3 separate regions of the Homo sapiens genome follow, and regions 1 and 2 are each linked to region 3. Evidence: chromatin contacts called from ENCODE Hi-C or POLR2A ChIA-PET data. All regions are on one chromosome and are shown on one strand. Each heading gives the region's core, a stretch centred on a gene start or an enhancer-like site at or near the end of the contact. The rest is flanking DNA. Distances are from core to core; before and after follow the strand shown.

Region 1 (3,471 bases), core at 218-2,717, 790 kb after region 3:
TGTGAGGAACAAAAGGATAATGCGTGTCCAGCGCCTTGTTAGTTTCCAGCCTCTGATCTGAACAGTTTAATCTCTCTTACCAGCCTGCCCCTTTCCAATAGGATCTGGGGTTTTGGTTCTTTCCTTTCACTCAGACAAGTTATTTAACCTCTCAGAACCTCAGGGTTCCCTACAGAAAGTGGGGGTAACAGCACCTACCTCCTGGTGCTGATATTGTGAGTGGCAGGCATTGAATGAGTTAATGAATGCAACACTGGGCCTACAGTAAATGTTCTAGGCGTCTTTTTATTTGTATTGCAGTACTGGGTAGTGGGGCTGCAGAATCTCTGCAATACGACCAAACGCCTTAGGAGAATATCCACTGAGTGCCTACAGGGAGACAGTTCTAACCTCTCCCAGGGGTGCTGGTCCTTTCTCCCCTGCCAGGGAATGCTTGGGCGGCACCATCCTGAGCACTGCTAGTGGATTTCCATGCCTAGGACAGAGCGGCTGAGGACCTGGAGATTCACTCTTAGAACTTAGGCTACCGTGGGCATCTGGACAAACCAGTCCAGGTGCTGGACAGACCAGGGCAAAGACAGGCCAGCTGGATCATATCACTACCTCCCTTCCCACCTAAGAGGACTTTGGGTAAACTGAGGCCAGAAACATCAAGGGACTTGCCAAGGTCCTAAGAGTTGGTGGCCTAGCTGGAGCAATACAAATGATGTTTAATGAGCATTTACTAAGTGCTTTAACGGTACTGATTCATCGAATCCTCCCATCATCCTATGAGGTATTATCTCCGGTCATAGGAGGCCCAGAGAGGTTCTGGAGCTTGCCCAGGTCACACTGCGAGTCAATGGCGAAGGGCTGACAATAGCACCCAGGGCTCGCGGTGTCCTCGGGGCCCCATCCGCTGCACCACCCAGCCTCCTCCCTTTGGCTCACAGCCCAGCTTCCCTGTGCGTGGGATCCGGAAAGAAGATCCCACTTCAGTCTACAGAGCAATGTTCCATTGGATCCTATTACTGAGCCATCTCCTTCATCCCCCTTTCCGCCCCCTCCTCTAGGTTTCCGAGAGGGAGCAGCAGGGGATTGGCGCCCGTTTCCCCGCCCGACAGCCCCCCGACCCGTGGCCCCATTACAGCGCGTGGGCGGCGATCCAGCAGGAGGAGGCGCAGATCCACAGGCCGAAGGAGATGCAGACGCGGTGGCGGGCGAAGCAGCGGTCCAGGTAGTCCCAGTCCCAGAGCGCGGGCGCGGGGCTGGGCGCCTCCCCCATGGCGCGGCTGGGCGCGCGGCGCGGGGCCGGGGACCTGGGCGCAGCCTCCCTCGCCGCGGGCAAGCCCCGAGCGCCGCCGCCCCGCGTGCCCTTCTCTGGGTTCCGTTCCGCCGCGGCGCCTCCGGCCGAGCGCACCGACCGCGGGCAGAGAAGGGCGCGCTCCCGGGCGCGGGCGGCGGCGGCGAAGGCGCCGGGGAAAAGTTTCCGGGACCGCGCGCTCCCCACCCCTCGCGCTATTGTCGGGGGTCGGCAGGGCGGAGGCCGCCCCCCAGCGGCGGGAGCCGGGAGCTGCGCGCGCACAAAGACTGCGGCCCCCGCCCCCCGCCGACCTCTTCGCGGTCACCCACCTCCAACATCCTGGCCGGAGCGGGGCGGGCGGCTGGGCTCGCGGACGGCCGAGTCCCTGCCGGTCGCTGTAAGGCACGGCGTCCCTTCCTGCGTATTGTCCACATTTCCTGAGCCAACAGCAATTAGTTGCGCTGCTGAAGCGCATGGGTGCTGGGATCCCGAGGTGAAGGGGGCGTGGTCCTGATCGCCGACAGGGCGCAGTAAAAAGGGTGGGGTGCAAGACCAGGAAGGAGGAAACAAACGTGCCGGAGAACAAATACCCCCACATCTGCCTCTCACTCTCCTTTCTGAAGCTGCCAACGGCACCCTCCGCCCCCAGGCAGTCGCCCAAGCCCTGCTCCTGGATGTCATCCTAGCCCACGGCCCCGCAGCCAAGAGCTGGTTATCTCTGCAACCGGCCGCCTCCTGTCCAGCCACACACCGCACAGTTCAAGTACACAGGGCTGTTTTTCTTGAGAGTAAACTATTATTGTAATTTTTAAATCTCCTTATTGATTTTAGTAGGTTTGTTTAAAGCAAGACATGACTTGAAAACAATATTTCTATAGAAGGAGCAGGATTGAAAAAAAGAAAAAAAATCTTTTTTAATTTTCAAAAACTACAGCTTTATTTAGATATTATTTATATGCCATAAGCATAGTCTTTTTTTTTTTTTTTTTTTTTGAGACAGAGTCTCACTCTGTTGCCCAGGCTGGAATGCAATGGTGCGATCTCAGCTCCCTGCAGCCTCCGCCTCCCAGGTTCAAGCAATTCTCCTGCCTCCGCCTCCCAAGTAGCTGGGACTACAGGTGCCCGCCACCACACCCGAGTAATTTTTGTATTTTTAGTAGAGACGGTGTTTCACCATGTTGGCCAGGCTGGTCTTAAACTCCTGACCTCGTGATCTGCCCTCCTCAGCCTCTTAAAGTGCTGGGATTACAGGTGTGAGCCACCACATCCAGCCTACATAGTACTTTTAAAATGTACAATTCTGGCCAGGCACGGTGGCTCACAACTGTAGTCCCTGCACTTTGGGAGGCTGAGGCAGGCGGATCACTTGAGGTCAGGAGCTCAAGACCGGCCTGGCCAACATGGTGAAACACTGTCTCTACTAAAAATACAAAAATTAGCCGGGCATGGTGGTGCGCGCCTGTAATCCCAGCACTTTGGGAGGCCGAGGCAGGTGGATCACTTGAGGTCAGGAGTTTGAGACCACCCTGGCCAACATGGTGAAACCCCATCTCTACTAAAAACACAAAAATTAGCCAGGCATGATGGCAGGCGCCTGTAATCCCAGCTACTCGGGAGACTGAGGCAGGAGAACTGCTTGAACCTGGGAGGCGGAGATTGCTGTGAGCTGAGATGGCGCCACTGCACTCCAGCCTGGGCGACAGAGCAAGACTCCATCTCAAAACAAAACAAAAAATAAAATGTACAATTCAGCAGTTTTTAGTGTATCCATAGCGTTGTGCAACCAACATCACTGTCTACTTTTAGAACATTTTCATCACCCCCATCTGAAAAGAACCCGGCCCACTGGCAGTTACTGTCCACTCCCCTCAACACTCGCAGCCCAGGAATCGCAAATCTACCTTCTGTCTCTATGGATTTGCCCATTTTGGACATTCCACATCAATGGAATCATCCACTATATGACCTTTCTGTGACTTTCACTTAGCATGTTTTCAAGGTTCATTCATGTTGCTGCGTGTTATCAGTACTTCATTCCTGTTTATGGCTCATCATAATACATGGTATGGGTATTTTTATACCACATTTCGTTTATCCACTCATTAGTGGGATGTTTGGATTGCTTTCACCTTTGGGCTATTATGAATAATGCTGCTCTGAACATTTGTGCACAAGTTTTTGTGTGGACA
Region 2 (3,488 bases), core at 180-2,679, 950 kb before region 3:
GTCGGCACAGACCAAGCTTCAATAAATGTCAGCTGTTATTACTGGTATAGAGGTGATGGGAAGCCCTTCCCAAAAATGTGATCCATGAGAAAAGAAAAACTCTAAAAGCTGTGAACAAAAGGCAAAGTTTTAACAAATTACATTCCGATGGTTGATTCGACTTTAGGCCTATTATTTAACCCACCTGCACTTTTACTGCTTGGTTTGTAGAATGGAGAAAAACAAACTCATTTACTTCATAGGGTAAAATCATCTTGTACATTCTCTTGTGTCAAACAATGATTACAATTATTAGCCCAGATATTAAATATTAACACTTCTATTCCATGACACACACCCATGACGACCACTCACAAATTCATGTGGCACTGGCAGCTCCTTTGGCCCACACTTCAGGAATCGTGCTACATAACAACCCCCACTGCCCGTGAGGCAGGGTCCATCTTCAGCTCCCAACGTGCTTTCACACCCAGCAGGCTCACTGGTCCCCACATCCAGTGACTGGGAGTTCAGATAATTTTGTCCCCATTTTACAGATGAGGATTTAGACACTGGGTCTTTGAATTAATAACCCAAAGCTCACCCTAGGTTATGACCTTGCCTGCCTCTAGTAGCAAATACATGCTACAGAGAAAGGCTCAGAAAAAGTCTTAATTTAGGAGTTTGCTAAACTTCAGTCATTGCTTTTTTTATTTTTATTTGGGATAGAGTTTCGCTGTTGATGCCTAGGCTGGCATGATCTCAGCTCACTGCAACCTCTGCCTCCCAGGTTCAAGAGATTCTCCTGCCTCAGCCTCCTGAGTAGCTGGGATTACAGGCACCTGCCACCACACCTGGCTACTTTTTGTATTTTTTTAGTAGAGACGGGGTTTCACCATGTTGGCCAGGCCGGTCTCGAACTCCTGACCTCAGGTGATCTGCCTGCCTCGGCCTCCCAAAGTGCTGGGATTACAGACGTGAGCCACCGCGCCCGGCCATAGTCATTGCTTATTAATACAGCTGGTACGAGCAGACCCAGGCTAATATTATAGCAACTGAAAAGCAGAACGTAGCTCTATAATTACCCTAATGTTTCTAACAGAATTACACAAAGGGCATAGAATTATGTACAAAAGGGGGAAAATTGTATTAGACACCTCTGAACCTTTGAAATTGTATTACTTAGAACCTTGGCAAATGAGCAGTAAGTATTTAAAGAAGATTAAGATGAATTTTCCTTTTGGTGTCCTACTTAATTTGCACGACAATATTTGGCTTCCACAGTCAATGTAAACTGCTCAGGGCCGCCTTGGTGCCTTCCAAGACGCAGTTACATTCAGCCCAGCCAGCTGCCCAGAGCTTTTGCACCACCAAAAGCAGCAGGGGCCAAGTTACCAACCTCCCAACGCAGGTCAAAGCACCCCTGGAGTTTAATGAGTCACTCTTCTGAGAGCCACAGCCAGCGATGTGGGTTTCCCCATGTGTCAAGTGACATGACGTCTTTACTTCTTCGAATGAGAACCGAAACTGCGTTCCAAACATTTCCTTGAAATATAAATCACTGCCCTCAAACCGACCACCACTGCAAATCTCTACATCTAACCCATCATTTCAAAAGTATAGCTACCTAACACAGGTTTTGATATCAGTAAGAGGCAACTCTACTTACGGAGTCCTAAAATCACAGACCAGGAAGGGAAGCCTAATTTCCTCAATTTATAGTTGGGGAAAGTGAGGGCCAGAAAGAGGAGGTGATTAGCTGAAGATGACACAGTAAGTGACAGAAGAAGGCTGCCAACACCCCTTGACTGTATGGGAAAACATCGCATTTCCTCAAACATCTGGGAAACATCCTTAACAATTCTCAGCACTTAGCACTTAGCCTCAGGTGGGCTTCACTGCCCATTTCTCAGGGTCCAGTCCAGGCATTCCCCCGTGTCCAAGCACTTTTCTCCCTTTCGAAACCAGTGCATGATTCCCGTCCCCCACATCTTTAAAGAGCCACCTCTGGCTGGGGGGTGGCTCATGTCTGTAATCTCAGCACTTTGGGAGGCCCACGGTGGGAGGATCGCTTGAGGCCAGGAGTTTGAAAACAGTCTGGGCAACATAGAGAGACCCTATCTCTACTACATATTTAAAAATTAGCTGGGTATAGTGGTCTGTGCCTATAGTCCCAGCTACTGTGGAGGCTGAGGCAAAAGGATTGTTTGAGCCCAGGAGTTAGAGGCTGCCTGAGCTATGATTGTGCCACTGCACTCCAGCCTAGGGAACAGAGACAGACTCTGTCTCTAAAAAAGAAATAATTTAAAGAGCCACTCTTGTTTTCCCATTCTGTTCCCTGTTCAAGCTCTTCTCTCCCCAGCAAATTTTTGTTGTTTTTGTTTTGTGTTGTTTTGTTTTTGAGACAGAGTCTCGCTCTGTCACCCAGGCTGTAGTGCAGTGGCGCAATCTGGACTCAAAACGACCTCTGCCTCCTAGATACAAGCGATTCTCCTGCCTCAGCCTCAGGAGTAGCTGGGATTATAGGCGCCCACCACCATGCCTGGCTGATTTTTTTGTATTTTTAATAGAGACGAGGCTTCACCATGTTGGACAGGCTGGTTTCAAACTCCTAACCTCAAGTGATCCACTCGCCTCGGCCTCCCAAAGTGGTAGGAGTATGAGCCACCCCACCTGGCCTCCAATGGATTTTTGAGTAGAACGTGGTTTCCGCAGCTTTTTGCCCAATCCTGTACCTGGCTTCCCTTGAAGATAAGCACAGGGACTATTTTCACCTGAGAGGTCTTCACCTCTCATTTTAATAGGGAGGCAACAGGTAACTGGAGAAACAAACCTGAGAACATGTAAAAGCTGCCAGTCTTACAAACATTTTGCCCATGTCCATAACACAGTGTCATTTTTTTTTCTGAGAAAGCGATTGGAGTTTCCACTTTATTGCTCAAACTAGAGATGAATCTCCGTCCCTCCACCTTCCACCATTCTTTAAGAATCCTTTTGCTGCTTCCCACCCCATTCTTCCATCTCTCACCTGAGTAGCAGGTGCATGCATTCTAACTAGGGTGTGCCAATTTCACCAGGCAGCTCTCCCTCAAGGGAAACCTCCCTTTAGGCTTTTTCTCACCTCATCACAACACAAAAAGATAAGACTGATAAGAAAGACAAACATTGATAAAGAAATCTCCTCTTTGTCTGACATCTCAGAGCACATTCCCGAGCTCGTCTCATCTAAGAGGGTTCTTTGGGCATCAAACTCATCACCAACTCTTTTTTCACTAACCCTCTCCACATAACCAGCCAGTCCTACACAGAAGCACGAATCCGGTGGCCTGGGTTGGGGGGGAGGGGGCCAAGGGGGCCTGCTAGGGAATCACTCCATGGCTCCCGCTTCTCAAGGGGCCTGAAGGAACAGGAGTGTTTTCTTAATACCATTCCTTCTGGTCCAGTGCTCACCTCCTTCATTTCACCAGCAGGTGCCCAACCCATGTCACCACCTTCACCCTCAAGAAGAT
Region 3 (3,347 bases), core at 799-3,298:
TGGTAGTCTAGAACTCCAGGTAGGGATCACCCTGAACTGAACCTGCAGCTAGAAGATGTGGGCTGACCATGAATTCCATATACCTTCACAGGTGAAGTTGTATGAGCCCAGAACCAGCTGAGTTCCCCAATCCAGGCTCATGCTAAAGCCAGTTCTGATCATCTCACTTCCTCATTTGGCAAGAAAACGCCTCTGTCGCAAACCAATTGCTGAGCTTCATGTCTTTCATGCAAATTTTGCTATAAAATCCTGTCACAACAAACAGAACTGAGCTGCTCCTCGGAGCTCCATGAACGTAGATGGCAGGACTGTCTTACTTTTTGAGGTAGCAGTCACGACAGTTGTCATGGGGTAATATTATTGCTCCAGAGCCCTGTGGCCAGGGTCCTGCTGAGGGCTCCACACAGAGGGGACAGGGTGGCATGTAGACAGAAGGCTCTCACTGACTGGACCTTGGGACCCTTGAGATTCTGAGCCCAAGAGGTGTCACCCCACCCCATTGGACCTTATCGACGGCCTCTCCCCTGAAGAGCAAAGGCTGAGGGCAAAAAGGAAAACAGATTAACAGCGCAAAAGCTCCCTGGGTCTTCAGCCAGGAGCGGCAAGTTCCTTACAAATTTACACACATGTGGCAGAAGCGTAACAATAAGCAGAGTCGTGCTGGGCTAGCTGCGCCGCTTCTGCCGTGGAAGAACAGGTTCGGCAGCCAATCTCCTGGGAGGAGCCCTCTTTGGTGGAAATTTGGACACACAGGAAGAGCACACACTGGTGGGGCCTTGTTCCCTGCAGCACCATCTGGGTGAAAAGGAGGCCAGCATACGCAGTTTGGAAGCAAGAAGTCACAGCATGAAATATGCAGGACTTCCCTCTCCTAAGGCACAGTTTTCCCAGGTTCAAAATAAGCAGCGTGATGTCCTCTGCCCACCCACCCCCTCCTTTTCTTGTAGTGTCCCTTATCTCACTTAACAAAGTGTGGGCTCTCACCAAACCAGAGAGCCTTCCTGAAACAGGCAGAGAGAGCACTGCTCCCCACCCCTCACATCCTCCCTACCCTTTCCCCCGACCCCCCTCGCCAAGCCACAGAGGGAGGGCAGTTCCCAGGGTAAGCCTCGTGTACCAAAAACGGTCTGTGCTCTGCGTGTGCGAGGATTGAGAGCCACAGTGGACTAAAGCCAGGAGACTTGGTGTCGAGTTCTAGCTCTGCCACCAACATGTTCAGCGGCTTGGAGCATGTCACTTGGTGTCACCACGCCTCCGTTTTCTCTCTGTAAAACAATCCAGGTAGTACGGTATTTCAGTGTTGCAAAGATCCTTAGAGATTTAGTCCAGGAGTTGGCAAAATACAGTCCACTGGCCAATCTTGTTCACCACTTGTCTTTGTAAATAAAGTTTTATTGGAATACAACCACGCCCCTCCATTTACAACCCATCTGTGGCTGCTTTCATGCTACAGTGGTGGCTTTGGATAGTTGAGAGAGATACTGACCATGTGGTCTACAAGCCTAAAATATTATATTTGTCTCTTTACATAAAAAGTTTGCCAGCCCCTGCTCTAGGCCAACATCATCATGTTAACAACACAGAAAGAGAGGCATGGGCAGATTAAGGAATTTGCCAAACTCATAGAGCAAGTCAGGGCAGAGGCTGGGACAGCCTGGCGCTCCTGATTTACATTGGCCCAGAGTTCTTACCTGGTCTAAAGCTCTCCGTCTGATTCTAGGTAGAAGCTGTGCTGGGGAGAAGCCTTGTGGGGATAGAGGAGCCGGTTCCATGAAAGAAGTCTATGCAGTTGGGGCAGAACCCTGAGACTTCTGCAGCAGGGACAGTTCTGTTGCATTCTGTATGGGTCAGCGTGAGGCTACCACACCTCAGGGCTGCTGAGCTTAAGAGAGGAGCCAAATGGCTCTCTTGATAGGAAATGGGGCTTCAGGTTGAAATCAGATGAGAGCTGGCCTCTGAGGACATTTTAACCACAGGTCACAGCTCTTGGTAAACTTTAGTTGGCTTTTGAACCACGGGGAGACATTTTTTCTTGCCTCTTTACTTACTGGCTATTTCCTCCTTCTAGCATTCATTAATCTGACTGGTTAACCATTGAACCCAACTCAGTCTCCTCTTGTTTCAAATCTTGTTCTCCCTGTTGGCTTCAGAAAAAGAGTTCACACTAAACAAACCTACTTTTTTTCTCTTTCTTTTCACAGCCAGAGCCAAGTGATAAAGGAGGTGGGGTCAGGGGTGCTATGTTTACTCTAAAAGACACACCCAAACCTGAGCTCTGGGAGTGGGGAGGGCCCTTCTAATGCAGGCCAGCCATTTTCAGAAAGAAATGTATCAGCTGCAACAGACACAAGGCAAAAGCAGCTTAATTAATTGGCCTATGGGCACAATTTAGAGAAGAGATTTATACAAGCCTTAATTTTTCTGATTTCTCCATCATTGTGTAAAGTATCATATTTCCTGCTTCTTAACACAATTGCTATTTGCTTTAAATCCACCAGTTAAATGGAGAGTGGCTTATAAAAGGAGAATTATAAGAATGGAGGAGGGAACAGAGCCGAGGCTGTGGGAAGGAAAAAGAGAAAGGGGCTGGGGCAATGTAAGGGAAGAGCCTTCTGAACAGAAGGGCCTCAGAGCCTGACATCAGCCCTGTCACCACTTTCCTGTGAATTGTTAGGGTCTGCTGGAATGTAAGCTCCATGAGGACAGGATTTTATTTGTTCACTGCTGTATCCCCAGCACCTAGAATAGTGTCTGACATGGAGTAGGTGCTCAGATGTGTATTTGCTGAATGAACGAACACAGTCTTTCAGCAGGGAATTGAGGCCCCACAGTGGTTCATGTGTTGTCTTTGTCCAAACGGATTCAGAAGCTCCTCTTGAATTGGCACAGAAGTCACCATAAAACTTCATGAAGGACAAGAAGGACTCTCTCTCTCCTGAACCATGAAGATAGCTGCAGAAAAATCTCACCCCCAAGGGTAGTATTTCCACTAAACACCCAGGGAGATCCAGGCAGTGCCCAACACAGCCCTGTCATTGTGAGTTTCTCCTTGTCATTCAAAGGGACCATATGTACACAATGTACACAATGGGAATTTATACCTTATTCTAATAATGCCTACTAGTTAGTGAACACTATTTTGTGTCAGGCATTTCACAAATATTTTCTCATTTAGTCTTCATGGTAACATTGCTAGGTAGCTATTATTACCCCCATTTTACAGATGAGAAAATGAAAGGTTACTGATATGGTTTGGCTGTGTCCCCACCCAAATCTCATCTTGAATTATGGTTCCCATAATCCCCACACGTGGTGGGAGGGACCCAGTAGGCGGTAATTTATTCATG

What was found. Hi-C counts contacts between places; a loop is a spot of excess contacts on that map. ChIA-PET counts read pairs that join two places held with the same protein, here RNA polymerase II (POLR2A). Pooled maps may share reads with other maps.
Region 1: a pooled map shows a loop between it and region 3 (4-fold over the local background). The contact joins the promoter of TMEM44 here to the promoter of LINC02038 in region 3. A Hi-C loop is called at or near these places in 1 of 50 pooled maps. POLR2A ChIA-PET finds 5 or more read pairs at or near these places in 2 of 52 experiments (B cell and BJ).
Region 2: a pooled map shows a loop between it and region 3 (3-fold over the local background). The contact joins the enhancer-like site here to the promoter of LINC02038 in region 3. A Hi-C loop is called at or near these places in 1 of 37 single-sample maps with no recorded cell type and 2 of 50 pooled maps. POLR2A ChIA-PET finds 5 or more read pairs at or near these places in 1 of 52 experiments (A673).

What each region holds. Positions count from the first base shown.
Region 1 is chr3:194,631,952-194,635,422 of GRCh38, forward strand. TMEM44 (transmembrane protein 44) reads right to left here and starts at 1,468. Exons shown (of 10, transcript NM_001011655.3): 1 at 1,128-1,468. The coding sequence starts at 1,264. It overlaps TMEM44-AS2 (TMEM44 antisense RNA 2), which reads left to right and starts at 977. Exons shown (of 2, transcript NR_186047.1): 1 at 977-1,216. RefSeq lists a silencer at 1,237-1,666.
Region 2 is chr3:192,891,767-192,895,254 of GRCh38, forward strand. All of the region lies in intron 1 of MB21D2 (Mab-21 domain containing 2), which reads right to left. Among named protein-coding and RNA genes, the nearest start is that of MB21D2, 24 kb to the right of the region's middle. RefSeq lists an enhancer at 1,330-1,639. Within about 2 kb of position 1,430, at least 16 of the 41 ENCODE cell types and tissues checked have a DNase peak (open chromatin) inside an H3K27ac peak, as active enhancers do.
Region 3 is chr3:193,841,961-193,845,307 of GRCh38, forward strand. It overlaps LINC02038 (long intergenic non-protein coding RNA 2038), which reads right to left and starts at 2,049. Exons shown (of 3, transcript NR_146718.1): 1 at 1,692-2,049; 2 at 1,118-1,265; 3 at 1-795. RefSeq lists a silencer at 560-743.